Linked DNA regions of Mus musculus: regions 1 and 3 are each linked to region 2. A link is a loop called in an ENCODE intact Hi-C map of the cell type or tissue named here. Cell type or tissue: gastrocnemius. All regions are shown on one strand. Each heading gives the region's core, and the rest is flanking DNA. Links, peaks and the distances in the headings are about the cores only. Region 1 overlaps Ptprs (protein tyrosine phosphatase, receptor type, S). Region 2 overlaps Gm32822 (a long non-coding RNA gene). Region 3 overlaps Kdm4b (lysine (K)-specific demethylase 4B).

The links. Hi-C counts contacts between places; a loop is a spot of excess contacts. Peaks named below come from ENCODE experiments on the same cell type or tissue, not always from the same donor. Only the 100,000 strongest peaks of a DNase experiment are listed, where the experiment ranks them.
Region 1: a loop joins it to region 2, with 6 times the contacts of the local background. A loop is called at or near these places in 15 of 42 quality-filtered maps.
Region 3: it touches region 2 in a loop (6-fold over the local background); 22 of 42 quality-filtered maps call a loop at or near these places.

Annotation. Positions count from the first base shown.
Region 1 is chr17:56,418,746-56,429,307 of GRCm38, reverse strand. Ptprs (protein tyrosine phosphatase, receptor type, S) reads left to right here. Exons shown (of 33, transcript NM_011218.2): 11 at 151-456; 12 at 1,176-1,369; 13 at 2,804-2,921; 14 at 3,382-3,981; 15 at 4,331-4,428; 16 at 5,030-5,283; 17 at 5,721-5,814; 18 at 5,910-6,125; 19 at 7,022-7,179; 20 at 7,464-7,475; 21 at 7,956-8,068; 22 at 9,588-9,685; 23 at 9,781-9,904; 24 at 10,223-10,398; 1 more. Mir6977 (microRNA 6977) reads left to right here and starts at 10,399; the gene lies at 10,399-10,462. In gastrocnemius, for the core only: no CTCF peak of the experiment used is centred there; DNase peaks (open chromatin) are centred at 3,561 and 4,106; H3K4me3 peaks cover 1,750 bases; H3K27ac peaks cover 2,085 bases.
Region 2 is chr17:56,473,251-56,483,812 of GRCm38, reverse strand. Gm32822 (a long non-coding RNA gene) reads right to left here. Exons shown (of 4, transcript XR_385656.4): 1 at 8,461-10,562; 2 at 5,482-7,597; 3 at 2,496-2,584; 4 at 1,613-2,410. It overlaps Ptprs (protein tyrosine phosphatase, receptor type, S), which reads left to right and starts at 7,333. Exons shown (of 33, transcript NM_011218.2): 1 at 7,333-7,473. Gm9258 (a long non-coding RNA gene) reads left to right here and starts at 7,540. Exons shown (of 1, transcript XR_105855.2): 1 at 7,540-8,465. In gastrocnemius, for the core only: a CTCF peak has its summit at 4,185 (motif pointing right); a DNase peak (open chromatin) is centred at 4,209; H3K4me3 peaks cover 128 bases; H3K27ac peaks cover 398 bases.
Region 3 is chr17:56,353,131-56,363,692 of GRCm38, reverse strand. It overlaps Kdm4b (lysine (K)-specific demethylase 4B), which reads right to left. Exons shown (of 23, transcript NM_172132.3): 3 at 10,542-10,562; 4 at 10,054-10,168; 5 at 7,637-7,830. Among named protein-coding and RNA genes, the nearest start is that of Gm32715, 30 kb to the left of the region's middle. In gastrocnemius, for the core only: a CTCF peak has its summit at 5,952 (motif pointing left); DNase peaks (open chromatin) are centred at 4,197 and 5,944.

The sequences.
Region 1 (10,562 bases), core at 1,908-6,907, 54 kb after region 2:
CTCACCTTTGATTGACACCCACTTCTTTTGGGTTCGACTTCTCTTTGGTTCGTTCTGTTTTGTTATCATCTTTTTATTTTCTCTTTCCCATCTTCTGTCCCTGCCTTCCCCGCCCATCCCACCTCCCCGCCCCCACGCTCTCCCCAATAGAACCGTCAGCCCCCCCTCAAGACGTTAAGTGCACCAGCTTGCGCTCCACGGCCATATTGGTAAGTTGGCGCCCGCCACCGCCAGAAACTCACAACGGGGCCCTCGTGGGCTACAGCGTCCGCTACCGACCGCTGGGCTCAGAGGACCCGGACCCCAAGGAGGTGAACAACATACCCCCGACCACCACTCAGATCCTTCTGGAAGCTTTGGAGAAATGGACGGAGTACCGTGTCACCGCCGTGGCTTACACAGAGGTGGGACCAGGGCCCGAGAGCTCGCCCGTGGTCGTCCGCACCGATGAGGACGGTAAGCACCAGCCCAAGCCATACCCGGGCTGCGCCGGCCCCTGGCAGCTCCAGCTCTGGGACGGGACTGGGGTCAGCGGGAGCCAGGAAGCCAGTGCAAGCTGGCCTCGAAGTTGGGTGCCCTCCTCCCAGGGTATGCCTGTAGGTGGCCTCCTGAGTCTTAGGTGCTCTGGGGCCCTGCACCATCCTGCCTGGAGGCAGGCGGCCACCTCCACCAACATACACCCACAGCGGCCTGTTAGAGGCCAGATAGCCTCCAGTGAAGAGCTAGTGTGAGCTACAGGCCAGGGCTGGGAGCCAAGCACCATGGGAAGAAGAAGTGCTGTTAGTGTCAGTGCAGGTAGAGGGAGGGTTTGGACCTGATGAAATCTGAGCAGTTGTTCTGCTGGCCTACTAGACCAGGAGATGATGGCGTTTGGGGAACTCCTACCTGACTGCCTAGTGCAGTCCCAGCTTTGGGGTCACGGATTCCATTTTCCAAGCCTTAGTTTCCCCATCTGTAGATTGCAGGGATGTGTATCAGTTCAGATGGGGCCATGGAGAAGGGCCACGGGCTCTGGGGACCGTGGTGGTCATTATGTGGTGCTGCAGCAGGTCCTGGGAACATAGGGGGTAGAGGAGGGCCATGCCTTTCCCAGGCCAGCAGCTATCCAACACCCTGGCCAGGGGCAGGGCCTGGCGCCCTGGTAACAGCCCCGCTGCCCCCCTCCTGCCCGCCAGTGCCCAGCGCGCCCCCGCGGAAGGTGGAGGCGGAGGCGCTCAACGCCACAGCCATCCGAGTGCTGTGGCGCTCGCCCACGCCCGGCCGGCAGCACGGGCAGATCCGCGGCTACCAGGTCCACTATGTGCGCATGGAGGGTGCCGAGGCCCGCGGGCCACCGCGCATCAAGGACATCATGCTGGCGGATGCCCAGGTGGGCAGGCACGGCTGGGGTGGCAGGGGTGCCTGGGCACTGTCTCCTCTCTGCTCCCCACTCCGCTGCTGGCTCCCCTCTCACTTCCCTCCTCTCTCTCCCTCCACCGCCTCCCGCTCAGTGGGAGATGGACGACACTGCCGAATATGTAAGTAGTTTTCCAGGCCATTCTGCTGTCCTCTCTGTGCATTCTGCATGCCTGTGGTCTCCCCACCTGTGTCCTTGCGTGCCCTCCATAGCTTCTGATGGACCTAGGGTCGGGAAGGACAGCTGTCAGAGGTGGCTCTAGAGCAGGGTGAATTTGCACTGTGTCCTCAAGCAAGACACTGCCTGTCTCTCTGCTGCTCTGAGTCCGTTTGACAGGAGACACAGAGGCTCTGTACAAGGTCCAGAGTTGCCACTAACCTGGCCTGTGCCCTACAGGGGTTTCATGCCCCAAAGGGAGACCCTCTTTCTTTCCTGCCTGTTTCTGTCTCCTCCCTCCACTCCTGTGTTCCTGAGAATTTCTGTACTGCCAGGCACGAGCGCGCGCGCGCGTGCGTGCGTGCGTGCGTGCGTGCGTGTGTGTGTTGTGTGTGTTGACCAGAGCCACCCAGGTGGGCATCAGGACCTAGTGTGCTTGAACATCTGCTGCCTGGGGTACAGTGTAAACAAACTGTGCCCCAACATGGAGTCACACTATTACCTGTATAGGGGCAAGCACCAAGCATGGGGTGGTCAGCACAGTAGGAAGGCAGAGGCTTATTGCTTCGGGATTTGATCGGAGACAGGATTAGCCTGACACCCCAATCTTCACCTTAGAATTTCAGGGCTGGCTTGAGTCGTGGCCCGCACCTCTCCATCCTGCCTCTCTTCTCAGAGTTATTCCATTTTAAGTTTGCAGCTTGCATCTTAACATTAGATGGCTGTTTCATAACTGGCTTTCAGATTCCAGATAGGGTTAACTGTTGAATTTCTCAAGTTGGTTGTGGGCAGCTCTGATAATCCAGTGGGTTCAGGGGGAAGCCAAGCCCTGGGGTAGGATGGGGCCTGGGATGTTAGAGAAACACCCAGGACCCCCCTGTAGCTGGAGTGCAGTGCCTTTGAGAAGCAGAGAGGGAGGAAGGAGAGCGGGGCAGCAGATGAGCAGGGTCTGGTGGACTATAGAGAATTGACCTGACTCCAGAGAAGGTGGGCGCCTTGGAGGAATGATTCTGATCGGGATGCTCTCTGATGGCTATTGCCCTGGGTATAGGAGCAGGGGACCTGGTGGTGGCTGTGTGCCCAGCTTGTGTGTTTCTGACAGGAGTGTGGACACTGCATGTTGCAGCCTGTGCATGAGCTCACCAGCATGTTGCCTGTGGACTGGAGGCATCATCTCTTGTGACTTTCTTAGGGGAGAAGGTGAGCAGGGCTGGCACCATTGCTGACCGTGCCCACCCATCCCACCCACAGGAAATGGTGATAACGAACCTCCAGCCTGAGACTGCTTACTCTATCACAGTAGCCGCGTATACCATGAAAGGCGATGGCGCTCGCAGCAAACCGAAGGTGGTGGTGACCAAGGGAGCAGGTAGATACCTATCCACTGCACAGCCTCTGGCTCCACAAGGCCAAGAGCATTTCCCATGATTCTCAAGCCAGAGTGGTTTTAAGACGCACCAGCCAGGTGGACCCAAAACAGGAAAGACATGGGCCCTTTTCAGAGGTTCCAGAGGCCAGGCACTGCTGGCCCTGATATCCATCTCTGCCCAAGTCACTCCCTCTCACCAGACACTATACTCATTTGGCTGTCTCCTCTCAGCTGCAAAGTGGGAGTCAAGCTTAAAGGTAGCCCAAAATAGGTCCATGTGCCTCACAGGGAATCCAAGTCTTTGCTTAAAGGAAGTCCTTCCTAAAATGTACCTTTAAAAACTAGACCTTAAGGACTGGGAGTGTGGTCAAGGGTGGGTCCCTGCGCAGAAATCCCTCAGTGAGGGGCTGCCTTTGGGGTTTGGAGAAACGTGGCAGGGCAGCTGTTTCTCCCTCCACAGTGCTGGGCCGCCCCACCCTGTCGGTGCAGCAGACCCCCGAGGGCAGCCTGCTGGCGCGCTGGGAGCCCCCCGCGGACGCGGCCGAGGACCCGGTGCTTGGCTACCGCCTGCAGTTTGGGCGCGAAGACGCGGCCCCGGCCACGTTGGAGCTGGCTGCGTGGGAGCGGCGGTTCGCGGCGCCTGCACACAAGGGCGCCACCTATGTGTTCCGGCTGGCAGCGCGGGGCCGCGCGGGGTTGGGCGAGGAGGCCGCGGCAGCGCTGAGCATCCCCGAGGACGCTCCGCGCGGCTTCCCGCAGATCTTGGGCGCCGCGGGCAACGTGTCCGCGGGCTCCGTGCTACTGCGCTGGCTGCCACCCGTGCCCGCCGAGCGCAACGGCGCCATCATCAAGTACACGGTGTCCGTGCGGGAGGCCGGCGCCCCTGGGCCCGCGACCGAGACGGAGCTGGCGGCGGCCGCCCAGCCGGGGGCCGAGACAGCGCTCACGCTGCGAGGGCTGCGGCCGGAGACGGCCTACGAGTTACGCGTGCGCGCACACACGCGTCGCGGCCCGGGCCCCTTCTCACCCCCGCTGCGCTACAGGCTCGCGCGGGACCCAGGTAGGCGCCGCCCCGGGCCCCGGCCCGCCCCTCCCCACAGGTAAGTCTCGGCCTCCAGACTCAGCCCAGGCGCCCGAGGCTCCAGTCGGTCGGTCGGCAGGCACAGGTGGGATGCGGCTTGGAGGCCACGCCCATTGCTACGCCCCTCCCGCTTTTCTCCGCAGCCGCGCCGTCTCTGCAGCAGCAGCAGCAGGCACTGGGGACAGGGCAGGCAGGGCCGGGCCAGGCAGGAAGGCCGAGGGCACAGCGGACCACAGGGACAACAGGGGCCGCCCCACGCGCCCCTTAGCCAGCGCCCGGTTCTTACTGGGCCATCTTTCTCTCTCTCCCTGCTTGCCGCCGCCCTCAGTCTCCCCAAAGAACTTCAAGGTGAAGATGATCATGAAGACTTCAGTGCTGCTGAGCTGGGAGTTCCCCGACAACTATAACTCACCCACACCCTACAAGGTACTACAACAGTGGAGGAAGGGGCGGGGCGGGAGGTAAAATCTGGGAGCCTGAGGGAGATTGGGCACAGTCAAGGCCACCCCAGATCAGGATTCGATGATACTTAGATTTCACAGTTTAGTCTGAGATTGAGGCGCAGTCTACGATTAATCACAGCTGGATCAGGGTCTGTCAGGGTTGCTACTGAACCTGGGATCAAGGCTCAGTCAAGTTGAAGCCTAGTCAGGACTGGCACTCAGAGCTGGGGTTCTGGCCAAAGCCAGGATTTAGTATGTTGTTCAGTCTTGGTCAGAAGCTAGAGTTAAGGGACCTCCTCGAACAGTCAGTTGTTCCTGAGCCTAACTCCAGGGCTTTGCCATGTTTGAAGGTCAATCAGGGATCAAGGCTTAGTTGGACCTGAAGGTTATTTTTGGACTGGAGCTCAGTCAGCTCTGTACTGAATTAGAACTCAGGAGCTAAGTTTGGGTTTAGGTTCAGTCAGATGGTTCATCCAGAAGTGAGGCTCAGTCAGGATTGGTCCAGGACAGGCAGCCTGAGGTTGCAGCTCTGCTGGGGTTGCTAGGCCCCGGCCCATTTCTTGCTGAGCCAGCTCTGCCTACAGATTCAGTACAATGGGCTCACCCTGGATGTGGACGGCCGCACGACCAAGAAGCTGATCACACACCTCAAGCCACACACCTTCTATAATTTCGTGCTCACCAACCGTGGCAGCAGCCTGGGGGGCCTGCAGCAGACGGTCACTGCCAGGACCGCCTTTAACATGCTCAGTGGCAAGCCTAGCGTCGCCCCGAAGCCCGACAATGACGGTTTCATCGTGGTCTACCTGCCTGATGGCCAGAGTCCTGTGACCGTGCAGTATGCTAACCCCCCTCCCCCCATACCTGTCCCTGTAGCTGTCAACCCACTATGTGACTGCATCGAGCCACACATCCCTTCTGTGACCCCATTTGCACACTTACTGAGATAAGGGTCACGTGAACCTGCCTCATGCGACTGTCCCCATAAAGCCTGACCCTTCACTGGGCGACCTTTAGCCCCCGAAAAGATTCTGGTCTGTGCTTCAGGCTAGCGGGGAGGCCTAGCTAGGAGTCTGCAGTGAGGACCTCAAGGGGCTTCCTGGGAGGCGGGGAAAGGGCGTAAGATCACGTGGGCTTTGAGGGATGCACAGGACACTGAGATCTGGCACGCCATGAAGTAGGCAGAAGGCAGATAGCTAAGAACTGGGACGTAGAGGCGTGTTACTGCAAGGGGTTGGGATTGGGACACGGGTGTCACTGAAACTCTACCCACAGGAACTACTTCATTGTGATGGTCCCACTTCGGAAGTCTCGAGGTGGCCAGTTCCCTGTCCTACTAGGTAGTCCAGAGGACATGGATCTGGAGGAGGTAAGGCCACCCCGTCTCCATGGGGCCTGCACACAGCCAGGCTGTGACGCCCGTCTCCCCTAGGAGCGCTGAGGCCTGTGACACTCTTTCTGCAGCTCATCCAGGACATCTCCCGGCTGCAGAGGCGCAGCCTGCGCCACTCCAGACAGCTGGAGGTGCCTCGGCCCTACATCGCCGCTCGATTCTCCATCCTGCCAGCTGTCTTCCATCCTGGGAACCAGAAGCAATATGGTGGCTTTGACAACAGGGGCTTGGAGCCAGGCCACCGCTATGTCCTCTTTGTGCTTGCTGTGTTGCAGAAGAATGAGCCTGTAAGTCCTCGGCAGCGTCTGCCTACATCCTAGCTTCCACCTACATCCTAGCTTCCACCTACATCCTAGCGTCCGCCTACATCCTAGCTTCCACCTACATCCTAGCGTCCGCCTACATCCTAGCTTCCGCCTACATCCTAGCTTCCGCCTACATCCTAGCTTCCGCCTACATCCTAGCTTCCGCCTACATCCTAGCTTCCGCCTACATCCTAGCTTCCGCCTACATCCTAGCTTCCGCCTACATCCTAGCTTCCGCCTACATCCTAGCTTCCGCCTACATCCTAGCGTCCGCCTACATCCTAGCTTCCGCCTACATCCTAGCTTCCGCCTACATCCTAGCTTCCGCCTACATCCTAGCTTCCGCCTACATCCTAGCTTCCGCCTACATCCTAGCTTCCGCCTACATCCTAGCGTCCGCCTACATCCTAGCTTCCGCCTACATCCTAGCTTCCGCCTACATCCTAGCTTCCACCTACATCCTAGCTTCCCCACCAGCCTGGAGACAGGATAGAAATGGAGGTACAGAGGTCACCTGGTGGCTTGCTCTATGGATATGTGGACCTCTCTGTGAGGTTGACCCAAATCGATCCCCAAAGCCAAGCATAGACGTTGTGAGCTCACAGAAGGCTAGGCCTGGACAAAGAGACTGACTGGACACGGGGTTGGGGTGAGGGTCCCTAGGGTTCATCCTTTAGAGGAAAACACCACCTTAGCTGGGGCTGAGAAGGATCAGCAGGAGCTCAACAGAAAAGGTTTCCCATCCCCCATGTGCCCCAGGAGAGAAGCCTGGGAGCGGCCCCGGCAGCGGGCATAGACAGCTAGAGGGCGTTAGGCCAGTTGGGGGTCCGGATGTGGCCAGCACTGATGACAGCCCCTCCGCTGCCTCTGTCCTGCAGACATTTGCAGCCAGTCCCTTCTCAGACCCCTTCCAGCTGGACAACCCGGACCCTCAGCCCATTGTGGACGGCGAGGAGGGCCTCATCTGGGTGATTGGGCCTGTGCTGGCCGTGGTCTTCATCATCTGCATCGTGATTGCCATCCTGCTGTACAAGAAGTGAGTGAGCCCAAGGGCGGGAGGAGGACACTGAGCTAGGGGACTGTGCTTGACCATAAGGGTGTAGCTGCTTAAGTGAGGGACCGTCACACCTGTGCCAGAGAAAACTGAAGTGACCTCCTTGGAACGGGGTCCAGGCATAGAGGGAAAGCACCAAATGACAGAAACTGGGAGTCGGCAAGATTGGGAAGCCACTGACATCACAGAAGGGGCTCGGTCTGACCTGCACAGTCTCACTTGGCATTCTCTTTTTCTCCTCTCACCTGCATCCGGTCTGGGGACAGCAAACCTGACAGGTGAGGACTGGCTTGAGGCAGGAGGATGACGGGTGGTTGGAGCTGGGCTCATGGGACGTGGCTACTTCAGTTCTCCAGGTGGCATACGTGTTTATACAAGGGCCTGGGATCAAGGCTCAGTATAGGATTGGAATTTAGGTGAGATTGAGGCTCAGTCAGCTTGGAGCTTAATCTGGGATAAGGGCTTGTCCTGGATTGTAGTCCAGTCTAGGACTGAAGTTTAGTCTATAGGACGAATGATTCATCTGGATTTGGGGCTCAGCTAAGGCCGAGAACCCAATCTGAGGTTGATGCTAGTCTAGGATCCAAGGGTCTTTGTAGGATTGAGGCTCCATAAAATTAGGGTTCAGTGTGTAAATGGCCCATTCCCTACCTCGTGTTTGTAGGTCCTGGGCCATGTGTCCCTGAGTGTGTGCACACACACTTTGGGGCATATGCTAAAACATTGGCTTTCTGTCCCTTCCCTCTCTGTCCTTGAAGCAAACGCAAGGACTCAGAGCCCCGCACCAAATGCTTACTGAACAATGCCGACCTTGCCCCCCATCACCCCAAGGACCCTGTGGAAATGCGACGCATCAACTTCCAGACACCAGGTATGAGCTGACTGTGGGGGCCAGAAGCAGCTGGGGTGGGGCCAGAAGCACCCCCTAAATGAGCCAGGCTCTGATCACCAAAGCAGCAGGTCATGTGACTGCCACCTTCTCCGAGAACTTAAAAAGTCAAAAACAAAATGAATCAGGCAGAAAGGCAGGGGGGTTCATATCACACCCCCTACCCCGTGTCCTCCATCCCTCACCCAGTGCCCTTGGGGTGGAGTTGAGGGTCATCCTGGTTTGTGTTTGCACACTGGCCTTGGAATGTGTCTGTGCCTAGTCTCCACCCATCAGCTCATCAGGGCTCATTGTGTCTTCAAGAGGAAGGCTCCCCAAACTCCCCATCCCCTCCATGGGCTTCAGCTGCTTCCTTCCACGTAGCAGGCTTCATACGTAACTGAAGGCCATGCCCTGTGGGTTCCACATAGTTTTCCCTCTCCTTCATCTCTGGTCAGCCAGATTTTCACCCCATGGGGGCTCTGTAACCTGTGGGTTTAACTCCTGGTGCTGTCCTGAGAACGGCAGCCTCACAAGCCCTGACTTGTGTCCTGCTCAAGCTGGTTCGTCAGCTTGTCTTTGAGTGCCAGCTGCTCCCTCTCAGAGGGCTGCGCTTCACAGCCCTCTGATTCTTCCACCTGTTTGTGTGGCTGTCACTCTCCTCCAAGACGGTGGGCCACCGGCCTGCAGTGTGGCTCTGGATGGCTGTGGCCACACCCTGCTGGATGACAGGCAACCATGAAGGAGTGCTGTAGACCATCAGGAGTTGAAGGGTCTCTGGGGAGCTCAGAGCAGCTGGCGGGACCTGAGGCTCAGGGTCAGGTCTGATGTATCAACATGAGTGTGAGAGACCCCAGCCACCTTCAGCTGCAAGAGTCAGGACACATGGAAACTGGGGACAGTTGGGGAGAGGGCATCACACATGCACACAGCATCCATGTGCCATCACTCAAACATGCACACAGCACCCATGTGCCATCATTCACACATGCACACAGCACCCATGTGCCAGCACACATGCACACAGTACCCATTTGCCATCACTCACACATGCATACAGCACCCATGTGCCATCACACATGCACACAGCACCCATGTGCCAGCACACATGCACACAGTACCCATGTGCCATCACTCACACATGCATACAGCATCCATGTGCCATCACACATGCACACAGCACCCATGTCCCATCACTCACGCATGCATACAGCACGCATCAAACCCACTTGGAGAGCTGTTCGGTCCCCTAGTCTTGGGAAGGACAGCACCCCTTGCACCATGTTTCTGAGCTACACTGGCTGCCTCTGCTTCTCCATCTTTGCCACAAGACACTGGGACCATGGAGCCCTGAGCAGCGTGGGGTCTGGGGCCACAGAGGCCTGACTTCCTCCCCATGCTCCAGCTGCGCGGCAGGTGGCACTCCCCTAGTCCTGCCCACCTGTCGTGTCCTTTAACCACAGTGCCTCCATGGCCACAGCAGCCGGGCCTGCTGACCCCGTGCCCACTCCTCTCCTCACAGGTATGCTCAGCCACCCACCCATCCCCATCACAGACATGGCGGAGCACATGGAGAGACTCAAAGCCAACGACAGCCTGAAGCTCTCCCAGGAGTACGAGGTGAGCCGAGGCCACTGTGGGATGTTGCTTGATGCCCCAGCCCTGGTGATCCAGCACTGTGCTCCTCCCCGCCTGAACCTACCCTTTCCCTGCAGTCCATTGACCCCGGGCAGCAATTCACGTGGGAACATTCGAACCTGGAGGCCAACAAGCCCAAGAACCGCTATGCCAACGTCATCGCCTATGACCACTCACGAGTCATCCTGCAGCCCCTAGAAGGTAACAAGGACCCGGGCTGCACATGTGTGGTGGACTCTGCCTTGTCTGTGTCATTAGCCATTGTCTGGGCAGCTCTGATCCCCCAAGGGTTAGCTCTGGGTTGTCACGGTTTGTAGGAGAGGTACCATTGAGGCAGGAGTATGGCCAGCGGGTGTCTGACTGCCACAGTGGGCCCAGTAGAGAAAGATGTGGCTCCAGATGGCTGCAGGGCCATGCAGCAGAGCCAGAGAGCCATCCCCACAGTGGCCATGGGCTTGTGTCAGAGGGCAAGTTGAACAGCCCCCACAAAACTGTCTCTGACCCCCTACCCGGCTGCAGGCATCATGGGTAGTGATTACATCAATGCCAACTATGTGGACGGCTACCGGCGGCAGAATGCATACATTGCCACGCAGGGGCCCCTGCCTGAGACCTTTGGGGACTTCTGGCGGATGGTGTGGGAGCAGCGATCGGCCACTGTGGTCATGATGACGCGACTGGAGGAGAAATCACGGGTGAGGCGCTGTGGGCACGGCTTGGCCCCGAGGCTTCCAAGGCGTTGCCTGACCCTGACCTCATCTCCCTGTCTGGCAGATCAAATGTGACCAATACTGGCCTAACCGAGGCACCGAGACATACGGCTTCATCCAGGTCACCCTACTAGATACCATGGAGCTGG
Region 2 (10,562 bases), core at 2,138-7,137:
CCATCCATTGATCCATCCATCCATCCTCCTATCCTCCCACCCATCCATCTAAATATCTATTCATCTATCCAAACATCCATCCATCCACCTACCCATCCATCCACCCACCTTCCCATTCATCTATTCCTCCACTCTTATCCTCCCATCCATCCAACCAGCTCCTCGTTGGTCCATGGCTTGTGACCCTGTCATTTCTTTACACCCTGGCTGTTTCCCCATTTCTGTCTCTCTGTCACCTCCCTTGCCCCTGAAGTGTCAGCTGTGGTCCCCCCAACCAGGTGTCCTGCACAGTTTTCCCCTGCTGCTTTCCTTGTCACTGGCTCTCCCTATCCCTATCCCTCCACTTGTAGACTCCCAAGGTAATGACATTAGTTGCTGTCTTACAGGTACAGAATCCAATATTCAGCCCCCTCCAGTCCCAACACCATTGTAACCAGACCTTTCTTGCTTCAATTTCCCTCTCTGGATAGTGGGGTTCCAGGCATTCCTTCTGAGATTCACCGTGGCATATTAGGATGCGTTATGTGATTGAATCTCACACCTCTGTGGACAGATCATTGTGCGGTGACATTGGTCAGTCTGTCTGCCCTCTACCTGTGACACCGAAGCCTTTGGGCTGATGTACCCAGGGTCTCGAAGTGAGACACTGGGTCAGGTCCTAAAGATTCCACTGAAATTGTTTTCTTATGATCTCCAGGAAGATTTAAAAAGAAAATTCTAAGTCTTGCTTTGACAGTCTTGATCTAGAAGCTAGGCCACCTCTGCCCTGCCTAGGACTTCTTCCTCTGTTGGGCAACAGGTTCCTCTGAGAGGCTAATTAGGAAAAAGGAGACACTTCCCCTCCCCCTCCCCTGAGCACACAGTGCCTGAAGGGTGTGTGCCTCCCTCAATCCCTCCCTCCCCTCTCCCAAGCCAGGTGTGGTGGGAGTACCCCTGACCTGAGGGACTCAGTTTCCCCAGGTTGCGTCATCTGCTCTAAGGCTGTTCCCTGGAGAAAGGGGAGGGAGGAGAGGGAGGAAGGGGTGAGATCACCATTGAGGAGATTGTGGCTGGTGCCAGGAGCTGAAAACCTGGCTCAGCCCAAAGAATGGAGTTTTTGAGGTCTTCTGGATGGGCAGGGTCAAAGAAGAAGATCAGGCAGTCTTCCCAGCCACTTGCCATCCTGCTTTGTAGATGAGGGCAGTGGTGAGACACAGATAGAGTGACTCTCAAAAAGTCACACAGCAGATCCAAATCATAAATGGGATTTTAATCACACTTCTCTGCTGTTGTGAATTCAAAAGAACCTACATGGTGTTATAGGCCCAGTGCCCTGTCCCAGGGGCCACTGCCACAGTCCTTTGCCCCTGAGCTTCAGGGTACATGGCTGATCCTATCATGTTCTGCTGCTACTGTGTCACCCTGTGCCCTTCTACACAATCACATATTTTTGTTGTTCTTTTGATTTTTTTGAGGCAGGTTCTTTCTTTGTCGCCCTGGCTGTCCTAGAACTCACTTTGTAGACCAGGCTGGTCTTAAACTCAGAGATCTGCCTGCCTCCTCCTCCCTAGTGCTTAGATTAATGATGTGTGCCACCATGCCCAGCTCACATTCACATATTAATACACACCTCTTTTTTTTAATTTTATTGAGACAGGTGTCAGTGTGAAGTCGTGGCTGAGAAGAGTTCGCTATGCAGACTTGGTCAGCCTTGAACTTGTGGAGATCCACCTGCCCCTGTCTCTTGAGTGCTGCGGTCACAGCTATGCAGTATCCATTCCAGTCACTGTGTTGTTTTACCGGGTTCCACCAGTTTGGCTGCATTTTTTTCTTTCTCCTGCCTTTTTTGGACAATACCACAAGAAATCGTCCACAGAGCTGCAGCTGGGTATGGCTGCAGTTGCCTGTTATGCAGGCAATTTGGGAAACTGAGGCAGGAGGACTGCTATGAGTTCAAGGCCAGTCTAGGCTACAGAGGCTCAAGACAAGACCACTCAATGCCCAAACTGAGAAATGTCCCTTCTCCCTCTGCCTCACGCAGGTCTCTGCCAAGTGCTGAAGCAGGCAGTGCTGTCTCAGCCACCTGCAGACATAAACGCTGCGGTGGGACACAGGGCCAACCACTGGAGTGTGACCAGGCACAGGCAGGGGCCATCCAGGCAAGGGGCAGTGAGTGGAGGGCAGGTGTGTGGACAGCCGCCCAGGACCCCTCCACCTCCATCTCTCACAGGCTGTCACCAAGTGTGGACGTGGGGAGAGGAGGGCAGAACGCAGCTGTGTGATGTGGCTGAGGGGATCTGAGATCTCCAGAGCAGAGTTGGCCTCAGCCCTGGGGCTGGAGCTGCAAATGAATTGATTTGAGCTCTACACAGGAGCCTGGAGCAGGCACAGCAAACCACCAATAACCCCAGACTGGCAAGGCTTCTCAGTCCTTTCTTAGAAGAAAAAAAACAAGGGTCAGAGACAGGAAGCAACTTAACCAGCAATCATAGGGTCCCAGGAAGCTCCACACTTACCTGTACAGACAAGGACAGCCAACAACTCTTTTAATGCTCTCCTTGGAGGTGGCAAAGTGGTTTCTATGAACAGAAACTGCCTCTTGACCCTGGGGAGCACACATAGTAACACACAGACCCCTATGTTCTAGTTGATTCATGGCAGACATCACTAATCAACAACCGAGCTCTTTCCAGGACCCAATAAGCAGACAGCACTAGTAGACTCTAAAATTTCTTTTCCTGCAGCTCTGAGACTGATGCTCATAATATTTTTGTTGGTTTTGTTTTGTTTTGCTTTGCTTTGCTCTGTTGTGTGTGTGTATAGCCCTGGTGTCCTGGAACTCTGTAGACCAGGATAGCCTTGAACTCAGAGATCCAATTGCCTCTGCCTCCTGAGTACTGGGATTAAAGGCTTGTGTCAGCACCCCCCACCCCACCCCCCACCCCAGCATATTTATTTTTTAATGAGACATGGTCTCAGATATATCAGCTTGTCCCTGAGTCTTTCAGAACTTTCTTTGTAAGCTACATATGGAGTGATGCCTCCCCCACCCCCAAAGAAACAACAAAACTAAAATGCAGGATTCAGGGAGGAACCTATATGGACCAAGCATGACCTTGATGTGACCTTTGAGGAAAGGGTAGCCTGTGGCCTGCAGAGCCTCTATCCAGCGCTGGCATGGAGCCTTGAACTCCCACCAGTGTGGAGGACCCAGTGTAGGCAGCTTTGAGGACAGGAAGTGTCCATCTTTATACCCGGGCACTCCCCAACCCCCACCAAGTTGGAATGGCGTGTCCCTTTCTCCTCCTGAGAAGTGAGGATTTAAAAATAATTTTCCCTTTTGCTTTTCCACTGTCACTTGACTCCCAAGTTTGAATCTGAGGGTGCTGAGCAGATGACATGTGCTGACTGGAGAAGCCCTTGCTGCCCCCTCAGCTGATCAAGTCGATGACAATCTAACAATGGAGGGCACAAGGGTGTGTCTCACTCCCTCCTTCCCACAGAGGGCCCTTCAACTCTGCTTTCTGGAGACCTATGTTCTTCAGCCCCAGGGCCTTTGAACATTCTGTTCCAGGAACCACATGTTTGTCCCACATCGGGTCTTTATGTCCCAACAAGGGGAGGTATCTAAGATTAGCCCTAGGCTGACCTGGGGACATGGGTGAGTAGGGTCACAGTGAAGCACAGGAAGAATAGCCAGAGGACAATGGGTGAGAAAACTGTGTGCGGGGCTCCAGGGTCCTTCTTTCAGAGAAATAAGAATTAAAACTGTGTAAGGCTTCGAGGGGCCCAAACCTGTCACGGCCCCTATGCACCAGGAGCAAGACTTCGGGCCCCGGGAGCAGGAGCATGCAAGTCCAGTCAGTCTAGGAGCTCGGGGACTCCACTTGCTTCTTCTCAGGAACCTTTCATGCCAGGGCAAAGAGGACCCCATCTCAAGACCAAGCCCCCATCTCGTCCAGGCTTCCCTAAACTCTATCCAGCATACAGAAACTGGGTTTCCACTCCCGCCTATGCCATGTGACACCAGACTGGTCTTTAACCTCCCTGTGCCTGTTTTGTTGCACAGAACACCAACCATAGCTAGATCCTTGGAGGACAGTGTGCCAGGAATAGGGGGTTGTGGGGTGGAACAGAGACTGTCTGTAATCATTGAGTCCAGCTTTGGGGTTGCAGGCAGCTCATTCACGTGCCAGCTACTGTAGCTACCACCAGAGGGCAGCAGTGAACACAGGGTCCGCTTTCTCCATATTGCCCTCCATAACTCCCACGTTCCTCCACAGCACAAGCCCTTCCTGCAGCCCACTCTGCCCCACCCCTCCTGCTCCCTCCTCCCGGGAACTGCTGCAGCCACAAAGGTTTCTGGGCTCCTCCTGCTTGGGTTCTGTCCCGTCCCAGGCCTTTTCTAACAACACAGGCGTTTGTCAATGGAGAGCAAGCTTAGCCCAGAGCTTGTATGATGGTGCACACCAGTCATTTCAGCATTCAGGAAAATGAGACAAGAAGGTGGAAAATTTGAGGTCAACCTTGCTTAGTGTAACTCTGTTGCAAACAATCAAACAAACAAATCCTAAACATATCCCAGAGCCCCACAATGCCTCTTGTCTGGCAGCCTCAGTTTCTCCTGCTGTGACAGGGGTGTTGGGGCTGCACTTTCTGGGCACCCTTGAATCACAGACTGTGGCCTTCCCATCCTGTACCAGTCACCCATGACAGCAAAGGCTTTGAATTGTGATTGTAGACATGGGCTGGAGTTTCTGTCCTATGATGGCACTCGAGCCACTCTGGTATGTTTATATTGAGGAAAAAAAATTCTTTACCTCAGGCTGACCTTAAGTTCATTCTACAGTCGAGGTTGATCTTAAGCCCCTCATTCCCATGTCTCTGCCTCCTGGCGGCATGAGCTCCAATCACAGAATCCCTAATCGGCTAGAAGAAGCCTTTTGTGAACACTGGGCACTCCACTGGAATTGAAAGAAAGAAAGAAAGAAAGAAAGAAAGAAAGAAAGAAAGAAAGAAAGGAGAGAGAGAGAGAGAGAGAGAGAGAGAGAGAGAGAGAGAGAGAAGAGAAAAACAGGAAATAATAACCAGGTACTGGAAGTTGCCAAGAAGAGCGTGGGCATCTGGGGAGAGCCCCTCGAGCCCCACAGACTCAGGAGGGAAGGAATGTTCCAGAGCGAACTTTTCACCCAACAATGAGTCATACTGCCCTCCGTGTGTGTGCCAGGCTGGGCAGAAAAACCAGAAGTTTAGAGCCCACTGGGTCCCGCCCTGGATCCAACACAGCCCCCTCAGAGAAGACCGGTTCTGCTGGTCTGCTCAAATATGGTCACTGCTCAGTACCTCCCCTTAGGGGGCTGGGTGCAACAACAGTTAGAATATGCTGAAATCATTGTGCAAAGTTAAGCGGTGACCCCGACCTTGCGGCCTGAGCCACGCCCCCAAGCCTCTCTTGGGGAATTCTAGGCTCCACCAATTGCGGTGATTGGTAGGATGACTCACCTCACTCTTCCTACAGCCCTAAGTCATCAGCTGTTGCCACACAGAGACAGGACATCGAGGCACAACCCGAGCAAGGAGCCTGCGTCATGAGAAGCAAACGGAGGGTCATAGCATTTCTGACTGTGAGAATACCTCTTCAGCACAATATTGGGAACAGTCTGCCAGGAAGTGGTTCTGGGAATGGTCGTCTCTGAGCAGCGAAAGGAACATCTCACTAGGCTGAGGACCAGCATGTACCAGGGCCCTGGGGCAGGCCGGAACCTGTGTGGGAGGAGTAGGGGCAAAGGAGGAGCAGGAGTCTGCTGTGACTGAAGCAGAGGTAGCGATGGCCGCCCTAAGTGGCTGAACACATAACCGGCTTTGGGTTGATATATTGTTGCCTGTCTATGCTCTGTCAGCTGCAGGCCGATTGTTCTGTTTTGTTACTTCTGTGTAAATGGCATTTAACACAGCGGGGATCTGAGAGGGGATGAATGGCCACTGGAAGCTTCCAGACTCTCAGACCCGCGGTTTACATGTTCCCCTTCGCTGCTCACGAGGACCCAGGGGGCAGAAGCGGTTACTCAGTTCGGACAAACAAGGCAAGGCCTGGTTCCCTCCCTGATGGATGGCCAGTCTGCTCTGGCATGGCCAGTCCTGCCAGCACCCAGCTCCATAATATATGAGTACACACTGTGTGCAGCCAACAGTGCCATACACCTGCAGGGACTATGCAAGGATGTGGACATCTCCACAGAGTACCCAAACTTCAAGTACCTGCTGTGCATGAGAGAAACTACACTAAGGGCCCCTGAACACTATGCAAACCTCCGGCACCTTCTACGTGCTCCAATCTCGACTAGCACCACGTACGTCAATCAGGGTCACCCCAGTCAGGCAAGAGGACAAAGCCGTCTCTGCTAAACTGGCCGCGGTGCAGGCTCTGGGAAGCCCTGTTCTTAATTTAGGCTCCTTGTCAATTATTCATGGCACTCTTCCCCGTTTATGACCCAGTCCTTCCGCCCGGACTCTTCGGCTCCAGGCTCTTGCTCATGTCTCCAGCTCTGGGCCGGAATGAATGAATTCCAGAGGGGAAAAAAACCCAGACTGTAAAACAAAATCGTTTCGTTATTTGAGGCAGGGTCTCAGGTGCAGTCCACACTCGACTCACACTTGCAGCAATTCTCCTGCTGCTGTCTAAAAGTTTCGCACCCCATGCCTGTGACTACTCTTTTCTTTAAGGTGTTTTTCAGTCTTTTGCTGCATTTCATCTGTTTGGCATGTCTAGTAACTCAGTGGACATGGGTGTGTGCATACATGTGGAGGTCAGCGCCATAGGAGTCAGATTCCTCCTTCCACTATGGGACTTTGGGGATTGAAGTCAGGTTCTCTGGCTTGGGCTGCAAACACCTCTATTTGCCGAGCCATTTTGAGCCCCACCCCCACTTTTAAAAAATTTTTTTTAATGCCCAGCTCATCCTCCTTTTCCCAAGCTGGTCTCGAATTCATTGTTATCCCAGGCTGTTCAAAAACGACGTCCTCCTGCTTCAGCCTCTTCAGCCAGCAAGGCGGGCTTGATGGGAAAGATTTTAGGGAAAGGATATTTTGGCCAAAGAAAGCAGAGTGGGGAGACAGGCAGGAGGCTCAGGTCATCCTCAGTGTAACTTGAGGCCAGCATGGGCTACAACAGAACTTGAGTTTAAAAGGAATCCAGAGGAGACAGGCCGGGCCACGTGTCCCACGTCCCACGTGCTCCCCGGGCCTTCTACAGGCTCCTGAAGCACGTGACCCAGCAGCGCCTCCTCACTGGGCAGGCATCTGCGCGCAGGCGCAGTACTGTACACGGCCAGGCCCCAGGGCCGCGGCGGCGGAAGGGGTGACGTCACCGGCTGGGGGCGCGCGAGCCGCAGTGGGGTTTTGCCCCGCCCGCCAGGCAGCTCGGGCCGCGCGCACACGCGGAGCCGCCGGAGCCCGGGCCGACCCGGTGCCGGGAGCAGCATGCGGAGCCCGCAGGTACCGGGGTGCACGGGGCGCACGGGGGACACAGGGGGCGGGGTGGGCGGCGCCGGCTTTGTGCTTCCAAGCTTCTCCGCCTTTGTGCTCCGAAGGGGGTCCGGGCTGCAGCCGTAATCGGATTCTGCAAGAAGGAGAGGGATGTGGAGGACCTGGAGGGATGGAGCTGGAGAAATGGGGACCGCGAGGGTTGTGGACCCGGAGGGACAGAGACCCACAGAAACGGGAACCGGTAGAGACAGGGTCCAGGAGGGATGAGGACGCGCGCGGGCGACTTGGCCCGTACCCAGGGTCACCGACTGCACCAGCCGGGCGGGGACGCGGTGTGCGGTGCGCGGTGTCAGCGTCTGGAGCTGCAGACCGGGCCAGGCGCCTCAGATCACCTGGGGCTTCGGTTCCACCCTTCTGCGGTCCGGGCGCCCCCAACCCCCGACCTCCCCCAGCTTTGGGATTGGGACTGCTCATCCACCCTCATCCTCGCGATGCGGGGGCCTGTGGGGAACCCCGGGGAGCCAGCCTGCGGCCCTAAGGCCCCCGGTACACCCCAAGAGCCCCCCGACTGGCTGAGGGTGGTGACGTCACCGGGGGCGGGGACTGGGGCGCAGAAGGAAATGGGGTCCGAGAGCAGGTACCCCCGTTGCAATGCGAGCTGGGTCAGGGCCAAGTTCTCTGCTCATCGTGGAGCCTCTTCACCCCCAAACCCCAGCACCACTATGAGCGAGGATCCTTTTGATTGCCACACCCCCCAAATCCCTGTGCGTTACCCCTTTTCCCTGCTCTCAAATCTGCCTCCATATGCCCCCGAAAACCTGCAGCAGGTGTGAGCGCCCATCTTCCCGGTCACCCCTCACCTCGTCTCTCCCTCCAGTAGAACCTCCTAACGGTCACTTCCCCGGGTGTCTCCTGGCCTGGCAGGGGTTCCCTTACGCTCACTTTCCAACCTGAGCAAGGATGTCCCTCCCCCAATAAACCGTCCTTGGTGCTCACATGGAGACCTCTGAGGTGTCCCAAGCCTGGATGGGCACTCGGGGATCCAAAGAGTCTTCTACAGAGCAAGAGGGATCCCGAGGGTGTTAGATTGGTGGACACATCCTGTTCACCCATCTTTCTGCACCTGGATCCTGGGTCCTGGCTTCTGTACCCCCCGGGGGGTGCTGCTGTCTCTATGGTGCAGATAACGGCCGTCTGCTTTGTCTGGGCTAGCCTGGGACCCTCCTACTCGGGCTCTGGCCTCTCTTGCCAGCTGCGACTCCTTCCTTCATTAAAGGCCGGGTAGTGGGAGCTGCCATTTGCATAGACTCCCCTCCCCCCTGCCCGGTCTTTTCTCCTTTCTTTGTGTCCCTCCCCCTGTCAATCTCCAGCTGCCTTCTGTCCCTGCTCCTGCCTTCTGCCAGCTGATTTCTTGGCGGCTGCAGGCGGGCAGCTGGAGCTGGGGGCGGCTTCCCGCCCCGACCAACCTCAGAGTCCCCAGCTCGGAACAGTGGGGGGACACTTAGGTCCCAGATAATGTCTGTGCCTGGCCTCCGGTCCGTCTCCCTGCCCATCGCGCCTGGGTCTCCAGAGACCCACAAACTCCCGTCCTGTCCCTTGTGGGGCCCCAAGGAGTATGGGGGGGACACACCCTCACCATGACATTGCATTTCTTCTTGGGGATGGCTCTCCCACCCCCAGTCCCCCGGGGGAAACCAGCCACCCGCCACTGAGATTGCCCTGAGCATCCTCCTAATTGGGCTCAGGGCGAACGAACCGTCGCGGGAGCCCGGGCTTCCAGGCGAGCTCTGCGGCCGGTATCGCGCCCTGGAGGGTGACATCCGTGTCCCCGGAGGATTGGGGGGCTGTGGCCAGGTGCCAGTCTTGGGGCGGCGCCCGCAGGGGACAGCGATGCCGACCGGGTGTGGCCAGGAAGGCTGAGGTCTGTCCGCGGGTCCCATGGGATTGGGGGCTCTTGGTGTGTGGCAGGTTCACAGAAGGGGACCCCACATCCACGGTCCCCACGCTGCAGTGTGGCCGTGACCCTCCGCACACTGGATTAGTCTCAGAGCCTCTGGGGCCCTTGTCTCTACCCCAGGAAGTCGGGGTGTCCTCGTGTCCCTCGTGGACTCAAAGGCGGCCAAGTGCCTCTTGGTGACTCAGTTTCCCCTGCTGCGTTGACTCTGTGTGTCTCTCGGTGTCCGCGGACCTGTGGCTTCGCTGATGTCCCCACCTGCCGCGTGGCCCTGTCGCGCTGGCCCCGCGCTCACCTGTTCCCTGTGTCTCAGCCGCCGCGTGGGGGAAAGGAGGGAGCATCGAGAAAGTTCGGGGTGGGGGCGAGCCAGAGGAAAAGCCTAAAAATAAAGATAGATATTTATAAACCCGCCGGGTCGGGGGACACCTAGCAGCGCTGAGCCCTGTCTGTCGTCCTGAGCCCCACTCGTCTGCTTGTGACTTAGCCGGAGGGGAGAGTCTTGGAATCTGGTTGGGATAGTAGAATGTTGCGTGGTTGTGGTTTCCTTTTTGGGGTGTCCCTCAACCGAGGACCCTCGTGAGGGAGAGATATGTGCCTAAGATAGGACTGTTCTCCGTCTGCTGTGCATCCCAGAGCTCATCTCTAGTCCTCTCTGGTCCAGCGTTTGGATGAGGAAAGGTCCCCGCCACTTCCTCTCCCTTGCACCTGACGTCCCAGAAACTAGAAGCCTCGTGAGGAGGAGGCCGCCCTTCCTCTGTCCTCTGTGGCCGGTGCTGGGGGTCGTGGGGGAGGCTGCACTTGGTGGACAGCCACACTACGATCAAGATCCACCGGAGGGTCCTCAACGAAGACCCCGGACGCACCAACAGGGGCAGAGTCTCCCCTGAAATCGGGACAGCGGGGCTGGGGGGAGGGGCAGGACTACTGGGGGAGCCAGGGCTGCGGGGCGGGGAAGAAGGGGCTGCTGGGGGGAGAATAGAGCAGCCGGGGAGCGAGGACCACGAATTGGGGGACCTGCGTGTGAGGCGCAGGGGGCTCTTTGACCTTTGGGATTAGGAGCTGGGGTTTGCGAAGAGTGACCAGAGAGGGCAATTTTGTCTGAGGTCGCACAGCACGACAGTGATGTCAGGGTCGCCCCATCTTG
Region 3 (10,562 bases), core at 3,779-8,778, 120 kb after region 2:
AGGCTTCTATGTACCCCAATTTGATCACTCCCACAAAAAGAGCTTCAGTTTGCCTAACCCAAAAGGGATTTCCAGTAAGGAACCACCTGACCTGGCTGGCACTGAGTGAGGTCTGCCCATTCCCACCAGGGAATCCCCACGTCTTAGCGTCTTAGCGTCTTATCGCTTGTGCAGGTGGGACAGACAATACAAACTGCAGCAAAGATAGCAGCAGCCAGAATGGGAGAGGCTGCTCCCAGGATGGAGACTATTGAGCCACTGGCTTTATCTCTAATGGATCGTTTTCTGGGACAATGGGCGGTAGAATTTGGTGTCACACACCAGCGGTGTCAATGGCTTCTAGTAATGACATTTTTATTGAAACACACAGGGGATCAAGAGAGCTAGCTTGGAGAACACAGAGCCTCAGAGATAGGAGGACCAACCACCCACAGGGAAGCTGGTGGTATGGGGAAGAACAGTGTCTGGGTAGCCGGGGAGGGGTGGATGGATATCTGTGACTGTCACATCTCCCTGGGGACCCAGGGAAGAGGTTAGACACTGTCACATTTGTGTCCAACAATCTCAGATGAGGCAGAGGCTGCATGCTCAGATGAGGTGTGGGGCCCCACCCCCACCCCACCCCCACCCCCACCCCCACCCCCATGGATTTTTAGTGAAGGACAAAGACCAAAACTTAAATGTCACCTACTCTGCACTGCCCAAAGTCTGGGAAAGGTTCACAGGAGAGAATCCGAGAGGCAGGTCCTGGTGATGGTGCAGAGCTAGTAAGGGCCTAGTGGTGGACATGAGTGGGGTACAGAAAAGGCACCATTTTGGACTTGGAGCTGTGGACATGCAGAGGCTTCCAATACCCTGGACCATGTCCCAGACAACAGGAGTCCTGTACACAGCCATCAGCCTGGACTCACAGTCTGATGCAGTAACCCTGTGTCAGTGGTCTCCTAAGCCAGGCTCAGGATTCTGCCCAATCACTGTGTTCAAACTTAAAAACAAAGAATTAGGGGCAGGTCCTCTGAGAACAAGGAGGGGGGCTGCTCAGAACAAAGAGAATATGGGTGGAGACAGGAGACACTTCCAGGACCTATGTGCTATACACTGTGGCCTGCATGGTAGGCAGCATGGACAGCAGGCCTGTGGTCACCCAGGTCTCTCTGAGGTCTGTCCACCTGAAAGAGGTGTGACCTATATGTGGACATCCCAAAAGTCACCAGCAGGTGACTGAGCCTGAGACAGCCTGCAAAGGTGAATTCCCAACAGGAAGTATGCCAATCAAGCTTTTACATATGGTTGGAGAGAAGACTGAACCGTTTATACAAAGTTCAGCAATGGCCTTTCCCAGGCCACGCAGCCCAGGGACATGGAGTGTATGGAGTTCAAAGACAAATGGGGTAGCTCAAGTCCTCAAGCCAGGACAGCAGCACTGTGTGCAGAGAGGGCAATGGGACTTCAAGGGCTCCTGCAGAGCACAGCAGTTCACCGCACACATGGAGAGTACACATGAACACACACCTAGGCCCCCATCCTTCGTTCCACAGTAAGAAAGAGGGGGTTCCATGGCCTACCGGGAGCCTGCAAAGAATTCAGTGGCTCAGGGATAAAGAGATGGCCCAGTAGTTAAGAGCACTGGCTAATCTTCCAAAGTACCTAGATTCAATTCCCAGCACCCATATGACAGCTCACTCCAGTTCCAGGGATTGGACAGACACATATGCAGGCAAAACACCAATGCACATAAAATAAAAATAAGTCATTATTAAAAACTCATTGGGGTGAGTCTGGCCTCATCAGGAGATGGCCCCTCCAAGGTCAGGGCTGCAGAAAGCAAGGGTGTTCCCACACAGCCTGAAGGCAAGGGGCTACTGTAGGCTGCCTAGAGAGCCCAAAGGGTTCATACACTCCACTTCTGAGCCACAGAGCCCCAGGCACACAGATACCACAGAGCCCACGCTCCATCTGTGATTCCTCTCCAGGAAGAAGGAAAGGAACCAGGCACCCTGAAAAAGAGACAGTGTTGGGTCCAACTGTCGGCCTAGCACAGGGCCACCCTGCTTCTTCCTCTCTTGACTTCTCTGAGAATTAAAACATTTAATTTTAGAGTTTATTTCACCTCAAAGTACAGTGTGGCAGACATTAAAGAATGCCCTGCTGGGAGAGAATACCCAGGAGACGACCTGAGCCACACAGTCAAGGTCAGCATTAGCATGGCCAGTCTGTGATGGAGGGACCACAGACACTATACTCCACATCACCAAGGCCAGCGAGCAAGAAGGAAAGTGGGAAGTCAGATAACAGGCTGCCCAGAGGAGCTAGGAGGACTGTGTAAGACACTGAAAACTCTGCATAGCGCATGGTCCACTCCTGGGAAAGCTGCAGTGCTGGCTCACCATAGACAGATCCACCTGCACTATCAGGTAAAAGAGGGAGGAACAGGAAGAGGGAGGAAGAGGACAGAGACAAGGAGGAAGAGGACAAAGAGGAGGAAGAAGACAGAAAGTAAAAGAAGTAGACAGAGAGAGGAAGAGGAAGACAAAAAGGGAGGGGAGGGGGCAGGGAGAGGAAGACAGAGGAGAGAGGAAGAAAGGAGAGAAGAAAGGAGACAGAGAGGGGGAGGAAAAGGGTGGTGGAAGGGAGAGGAATCCCCAACCAAAAAAAGTAGGCCATATAAAAACCAAAGAGAAAGAGCTACGGGCCACCACCCCAGCTCACCGTTTGGCTCAAGAGCCCAACTCAGCTCCAATTCCCCAAGTCTGTGGGGTGGGGAGGGGCTCCTCACAAACTGCTGCAGGCTAACAGCCCTGATTCAGGCAAAGAATACAGAAGGCTTCCTGCTCAGCATTGCTTACAGAGCTCTGCAGCCCAGAAGCAAACTCTTTAAGTGAAGACAGAAAGGCAGGGGAGAGTCAAGTGGGACCCTGTATGAGCCCCAACATGCAAATGGTGTGCTGGCTGCTCTGACCCTCAGATCCTGGGAACACAGCTGCGAGGCAGGGCCTGCCACAGCCAAGTCTTCGGCAGGCCTGGTTGTGGAAAGGACAAAGCAGGACGGCTCATCGAGCTAATGGGCACAGGCTGTGACTCAGAGCTGCACCCTGCCGTGTGCACCAGATTCCCTGAAATTGCCCGTCATCATCAGAGCATCGTGGTGGCTAATGACACAGGGCTCATCTTGCATGCCAGGGGCCCAATGCCCCAGTTCAAGCTCAGGCACGTCACAAGCCTCAGTTACTTATCTGGCTGCAGTGGTGGCTGAGATGTACAGCAGTCTCAACAAGCGGAAGGCCAGAACCATGGCATTAGGGTGACAGAGCAGCTGTGGCCAGAGTGAGGCCAAGGGCCCAATGACAAGGCAGCAAGGGGTACTGGGCCAGGAATAACACAATTGTCCCTTGCTAGCTTCTGTGTGTCTGGACCAAGTGGTTGCGATGGCTGGAGAGCCAAGCCCCACAGGACAGAGCTTTGAGTCCAGCTGGAGAATGCCCCTGGCTGGCTCTCAATCACCTTACATTTGGGGTCTCCTGGCTTCTAGTCCTGAGGGAGGGAACACACAGTAGCCTGTGGACTGACTTCACATGCTTGCAATGTCGGAGACAACATAGGTCAGGGGACATGGAGTGATTGCATCCTTGGGACAGAGGCCAAGGCCATCATTGAGATGTGGACTGGGTAGAGAAAGATCCTGCCACAGCCATACTTGGTGCATTAGCAACACAGCCACAGAGCCTGTTGTTAGGCTCTACAGCACAGGGCAGCTACCTGGGACAAATGTCACCCTTGGAGGAGGTTCCTTCTATAGAGAGCTCTGCAATCTCATAAACCCCAAGGACAACTGAGGACAAGCACCATGGCCAGGTGCTCTAGAGAGGACAGAGTGGCAGTGCAGGGACCATGAAGAAGTCCCCCATCCCCACTCCCACCCCCCCAGTGGTGATGTCCCCACACCAAGAGACCATCACAGTCACTGGCTTCAGGTCAGAGCAGGGACAGCAGCAGCTCACAGACTTGCACACATCAGTTCAACTCAGACATTGTGGGGCATCTGCCTTTCCAAAGCACTGCAGGGAATACTTGGCACATGGAAAGCATCCACCTCCCAGGTGTCTACCACACAGTAGAGGCAGGACAAGGGAGGGACCAGCAATGTGAGCCAGATAAGAGACAACCACTCCAAGCTGCGCTGCCTCCTGCTGGCTTCATCATCAGAGGGATCTGGCAGCTCAGCTGACAACTGGAAGGAACCACCCTCACAGGTGCAGAGAGTTAGGGTAGGGCACAAGAACCATCTTTGCTCCCTCAGTATGGGGGCTGCAAGGCACTCAGAAGCCAGTGCCATACCAGCTGATAGAGATCCAAGCCAGGGCAGCTCTCCAGCAGATCCAGCCGTCCTTTGGGGTCTTAGAGGGCAATTGATGTAGGCTACCTTCCCTAGGCTAGGCTAAAGGGTCTGACTAACCATAGTGGTCATAGCAGATTACACAGGGTGGAGGGGGAAGCACGACTGGGAGACCTTCAAATACAGGCCTCCTCATTTCCCATACAAGGCACTGTCCTTGGAAGCCTTATAACAGCTGTACAGTGTGCCCACTCCTCCAGAGACCCCAGTGCAAGAACAGCTTTCTATAGAGAGCATGAGAGCCCACCGCTCCTTCAAGTGCCACCTGCAGGGGCAGCTTCTGGAAGACTAGACAGAACCTGCCCAGGGCAGCACACACCCCCACCTTCAGATTCCTTGACCCTCAAATCACACCAGTCAAAGCTGCAACAGATGCAGAGAACCTTCAGAAAATACTGCAACCTGCAGATATCCTCATGTATCCAAAACCCAGTATGGTGCTGAACCAGAACACAAAACATAGACTGGACTAGAGGATCTGATGGAGGAGGGGTTGCAACAGTTCCCTCTGAGAGTAAAGCATTCCATTTTGCAGAGATGCATTTTAAACAGGAAGGTAAGCAACTAAAAACAGCTTCAGGAAGTCCCTGAAACCAACCAGCTTCACTTGGCCCCTCCCTGTCAGAGTGAGCACTAATAAAGCTGAGCTCAGGAAACCAGTCTGCCTGGAAGATGCTCAGACCAACTGAGGCACTGGAAAGGACAGTCTGCATCCTGACATCCTCCCTGCAGGCTGTGCGGTGAGCATCAGGTTCTCAGCTTTCTGAGCTGTCACTCAGGCCTTGGTGATGCAGCTGTCTGTGAGTCATTTCTGCTCCAGTAGGTGACCCCTCATGCATATGCCTGTCAGTGACCCCAATAAAACTCATGGCACCACGCTGGACTTTGGTGGTGCCCATACTAGGAACTGTCATAGGCTCTGTTAGCATTCCTTCTAGGCTTTGCCCAACAGTCACCTGGCAACAGCCAAGTAGCCTGGCTTCCTATAAAAGGGGTTGTGTGGTCTCTTCTTGATCTCTCTGACTATCTTTTCTCCCTGACCCCTTTCTTTCTCTCTCCCCGTGTTCCTGGCCAACCTCTTCTCTTCTTCTCTCCCTCTCCTCTCTCTCCTCTTTCTCCTCTTCCTCCTCTTCTTCTTCTTTCTCCTCTTCTTCTTTCTCCTCTTCTTCTTCTTTCTCCTCTTCCTCCTCTTCCTCTTCTTCTTCTTCCTCCTCTTCTTCTCTCTCTCTTTCTCCCTCCCTTCCTTCCTCCCCTCTCTCTTCTCTGTCTTTCTCTGACTCTACTCCCTTCTCAAATTCCCTTCCTATGCCCTAAATAACCCCTATTCCTCACTCTACCTATATGGCTGGTACTTTAGAAAGAAGAGATGTTTCAGTATGGGCCCAGAGGCACCCCTCCCACCTCTACTGTGCTCTACAAAACACATCCTGGCTCTCCTTTTTGTATAAAATACAACAGGCTTCCTACCTGGAGAAAGGCACAGTCAAGGAGCCTGCTAACTGCAGCCAGGAAGCCAGTGGGAACAGTTGCCTCACTCAGAAAGGTGGGAGTGCCATCTAGTGGTCACCAGGAGTGGGACATCCTGCTTATATTCTCACACACAAATACACTCAACCACACCTGCTTAGGCAGGCAACAGCTGCACACATATAGTGACTTGCAGCAGGAGTAGCCATTGATTTGGTTTAGATCTGTGGGTGTCACTGGCCCTGCGTAAATCACGAGGAACAGGTCCTTGCCACTGCCACATCACTTCTCATGGGATCCCTGAGCCCCAAGTGTCAGCTACCATAGCTGCCCTCCACAGAGGTGGGAGCAGAGCACCATGGGAGGAGTCACATGGCTGGACAGGTCTACACAGAGGACGATGTCACCAGAGGCTAGGGGGCCACACTGGGGGTTGAGGACACAGACAGGGATATTGGGAGTTAGAATTCGGTGTAAGTGTGTAGCTCAACCACCCCAGAGGGGCCCACAATGAGCATGGTCCAAGCAGGGTTAACTGTAGAAGAGAAAGAAGAGAAGCACAGGAGACAGGCCTGCAGGATCACCTGTGAGCTTATCTCGACTGTGCTACCTGAGGACAGAAGACTGCACCATCCCTTGGGTTGGGATCCTGGACCACAAATGAGGAGAGGGAGCTGCAACAGCATCCATCGAATCCCCTTCCTGTCATGTGACCGATTCAGCTCCTCCCCTTTATGACAGTAGAGTCAGGCAAACCCTTTCTCCTCTTGTCAGGATTTTGTTACAACAGGAAAAGCAGCTAAGAGCCAGGGCCGACAGAGTGCTGCCCACACATCCCTGACCTCCCAGAACCAACAGAGTTCACCTCCCCATGCACAGGGAACTGAGCGTATGGGGGCTGTCCTGGATGACCAGCGTCACCACAAAACCCTCAGACAGAGGCAACACAGTCAGAGGCAGCCTGGGAGACGACTCGTGGCCAGGACTGAAGGAGGAGAAAGGGTGCCCAGGGCCAAGGAATGCAGGACCTCTGACCCTGGGACAGCGCAGTGCATAGCTCCCTACGGCTCTGGGAACCAGAAAGCAGACACAACACTAACGGAATTTCTCACCTCTGTAACTGCAAGGAAACAGTTCTGGGACCGACAAGACATGAGAATGTCAAAAAGGGAAACGGGTTTGGGGGTACATTTTCCCATCCAGCTAGGCCATCAAAGGCATTCATATCAACAGAGCTGTGTCTTCCAGGGAAGGAGAGCTGCCTAGGGCTGAGCATGGACTCCACTGTACAACAAGAACTCCCAGCAGGTGGCCCTGTCACACCTGGAGCCTCAAGGAGGTGCTGGACAATGGGGGCAGAAGGACCACACTGTGTGATTACAGGGTACAACTAAGGGGCAGCAGATCTCCCTAGTTTCCAATGTTTGAAAGAAGACCTGAGCTGTCACCTTGTGCTCCAGGGAGACCAAGAGCCACACAAGGGCCCCAGACACAAAGCACTTGAAGGGAACGATTCTGCTGGCACCTCACTCAGCCTCCAGGTCTCACAGAAACCAGTCCCTGTACTGTGGCTGGCAGGTGACACACATCCATTGGCCTGGCTGAGGCTCAGGCAAGACCAGAGCCCCCATCCACTGCCCAGGATGACAGGGGTACATCCTGTGAACATCAGTCCTGGGTCAGTGTACCTCCCCAAGTCAAAGAGGGAACTGGAAATTCCCCAGTGGCCCCTCAGCAACCATCAGGTCTTCCCATGGCTCACATCCTGGCACTCACCAGGACTTAGGCTCGCCGAAGTGCAGGTAGTTGATGCTGTAGAGGTCCATGTCCTCTGTGTGCCAGGCAAACGTGGTCTTCCACATGCCAAAGTACAAGTAGGGTGTATTCACGCCCTCAATGATGGTCCCGCATTCGCGCTCCACCATGTCTAGGATGGTCCTCAGATTGCCGATGTTCCACTGCGCCACGTCCTATGGACAATGAGTGTGCAGTCATCAGAGTCCTTCCAGGACATGTGTACCTGCCTGTACCCTGGCTGCATAGTCACCCAAGGTACAAAAGGATGACTGGGGTATGTCAGCATCACGGGCCCTTCAGACAGGTCAAGGGGCCTAAGGTCACATTAGGGCTGCTTAGGCTCCACACTCTTCGCCACCCCACCCTTCTTGGAACAGCGGTTACACATAACTGTCCACAAGCCAGCACATGTCAAGGGACAACTACAACTTGGCAGTGACGTCCATACCTCTAAGTAACACTGAAGGACAGTCTCCATGTGGAGTAATCCCTTCACAAGCATGTGAACCCAAGCTCAAATGACAGCCCTTCCAGAACCTTGCATCAGACAAGCCTGGACAGCTTCAGATGGATGCAGGCAAATACGGATGGAGCCCCCACCTTGCCCTAAGCTCCTGTCAAGTGCTGCGAGCTGGAGCTAAGGCACAGTGGGAGCCTCAGGTGCCTGCACCTAAGACTGCCCCTAAGAGAGCCACCAGAGTACATGCTGGGGTCTCAGCAGGGTGATCCTGGTGATGCCCAGTTCCATAAGGAGGACAGAGGCTACTGAGGTTACAACAGTGTGATAGCAACAGGTCATTATGTACTGGCCAGCAGCTGGAAAGCAGACCAGACCAGCAGGTCCACCTTTGATGCAGACCTCAGAGAAACACAACCCTCATCCACATGGACCTAGACAAGGCCCACAGGAGCCCAAGCAGGCCTCAGCCCACACATCTATTGCCTGACAGATGGGGTCATGCTGTGTGGTCCCTCCACTGTAACTGTTTGTGGAGCTAGGTCTGTTTTCTGGTGTGATAGGCATGGCTGAGCAGCTCTGTGAGTACAGTAGAGTCCACTGAACCCTATGTGTCTAACTGCTGTGCCATGTGGCTTGTCATCCGTATATGGCCAAGCTGCCCATAGAAACAATCACAGCTACTGAGAGGACTCACCATGAAGGTCCCTGACACCAGCCTGGTGACCCCAGTTCAGAGACACAGAGAGGCCAGACACATGTGCCTACACACAAAAAGAGCCAGGAACACTCACACCACACACAACTTATAAAAACACAAAAACCACCAGGGACAGGGCTCAGTGGGAGGCCCCAGTACCCATGCAGAAAGTGGCTGTGACGTTACACACCCATAATCCCAGCCCTGGGCAAACAGGGGAAGGCCTCTCAGCTTGCTGGCCAGCTAGTCTAGCCTAATGAGTGATGTCTAGGTTCAGTGAGATGCTCCCAGCCAACAAGGTAGGTCAAATGACTGGGGAGACAGCTCAACACTTAAGAGACTTAAGAGTCTGGCTGCTCTCCCAGAAGTTTAGTTCCTAGAACCCACATGGAGGCTCATACCAGAAGTACTCCAGCTCCGGGGAACTCAACATACATGCATACAGGCAAAACACTCTTACACACAGAATAAAAAAAGCAGCTGGGCGTGGTGGCACAAGCCTTTAATCCCAGCATTTGGGAGGCAGAGGCAGGTGAATTTCTGAGTTTGAGGCCAGCCTAGTCTACAGAGTGAGTTCCAGGACAGCCAGGGCTATACAGAGAAACCATGTCTCGAAAAACAAAAACAAAAACAAAACAAAAAAAGCAAGTTAATACATTTTAAAAACCCAACAATAAAATGACAGTAGGCCAAGTAACCCAAGTACTCAGGGTAGAGCCTGGAGGTAGGCAGACCTTCTTGAGGTTGAGGCAAGCTTGCCTACACAATGAGACCCTGTCCCCACTGCAAGAAACCCAAAGTAGACAGGGCTTGGATCTGAGAAACACAGATGAGATTATCTGCTGGTCTCCTATGTGCACATGTGTGTGTGCATGCACACACACACACACACACACACACACACACACACACACACACAGTCGACCAAGAGAACCTTGCAACAGCATACAGTGAAGTGCCAGAGCAGACTCAGCTCTGTTACAGCTCCCAGCCGTGGGCTCCCAGCTCCACACCTCAGCGGGCACCACCACCACAGAGATGGTTCAGGCTGTGGCCTCCTATGCAGCATGCCACCCTGGGCCAGAAGACAGCACAGCCCTGCCAAGTAGTGAATAGGGAACACAGAAGTGGGAGCCACCGGAGTTGGGGTGGCCCTGAGAAGAAAGGTATAGCCACTTTCCTCCCATCCCCATGAGTCCACATGGTGGCCAGGTATAGCAGGCACTTTTGGGCACTTACATCGTCGTACAGGGAGCCACTGATGTCAGCTCCATAGATGGGTGAGACAAAGGTCAGGTTCTTCCAGTACTTGCGCTCCAAGTCATCGAAGTCCTGATGGCGTGGGGTACAGTACCTGTAAACAGTGCAGTGGTTCGGGTTAGGTTCTGGGCAGTATAATACCCTCTAGGAGCCTCAGAACCCAACTCCAGAAACAAGGCTAGATGTACAAGGAGGGGCATAGAGCTTTGGAAACCAGGGGCAGCTGGAGCTGAGAGCATGGGGACCATGTGTCTGTGCATGCTGTGACTGTAAGCCACAAGATGCACGGAAGCAGGAAGAGGTTTCCAGGAAGCATGGGGGGACCTCCCCTGAAGGGCCACCTTCAGGCCACATACTGGGATGAGGGAAGCCCCCTAGGGACAGAGACAGGGACAAGGTAAGGGTCAAGCTGGGCCTCTGGAAAGTGAGAAGCCTGAGCAGCAGAGAGACTGCTCTCACCCACATACTTTTCACTATTGGCTAGGCGG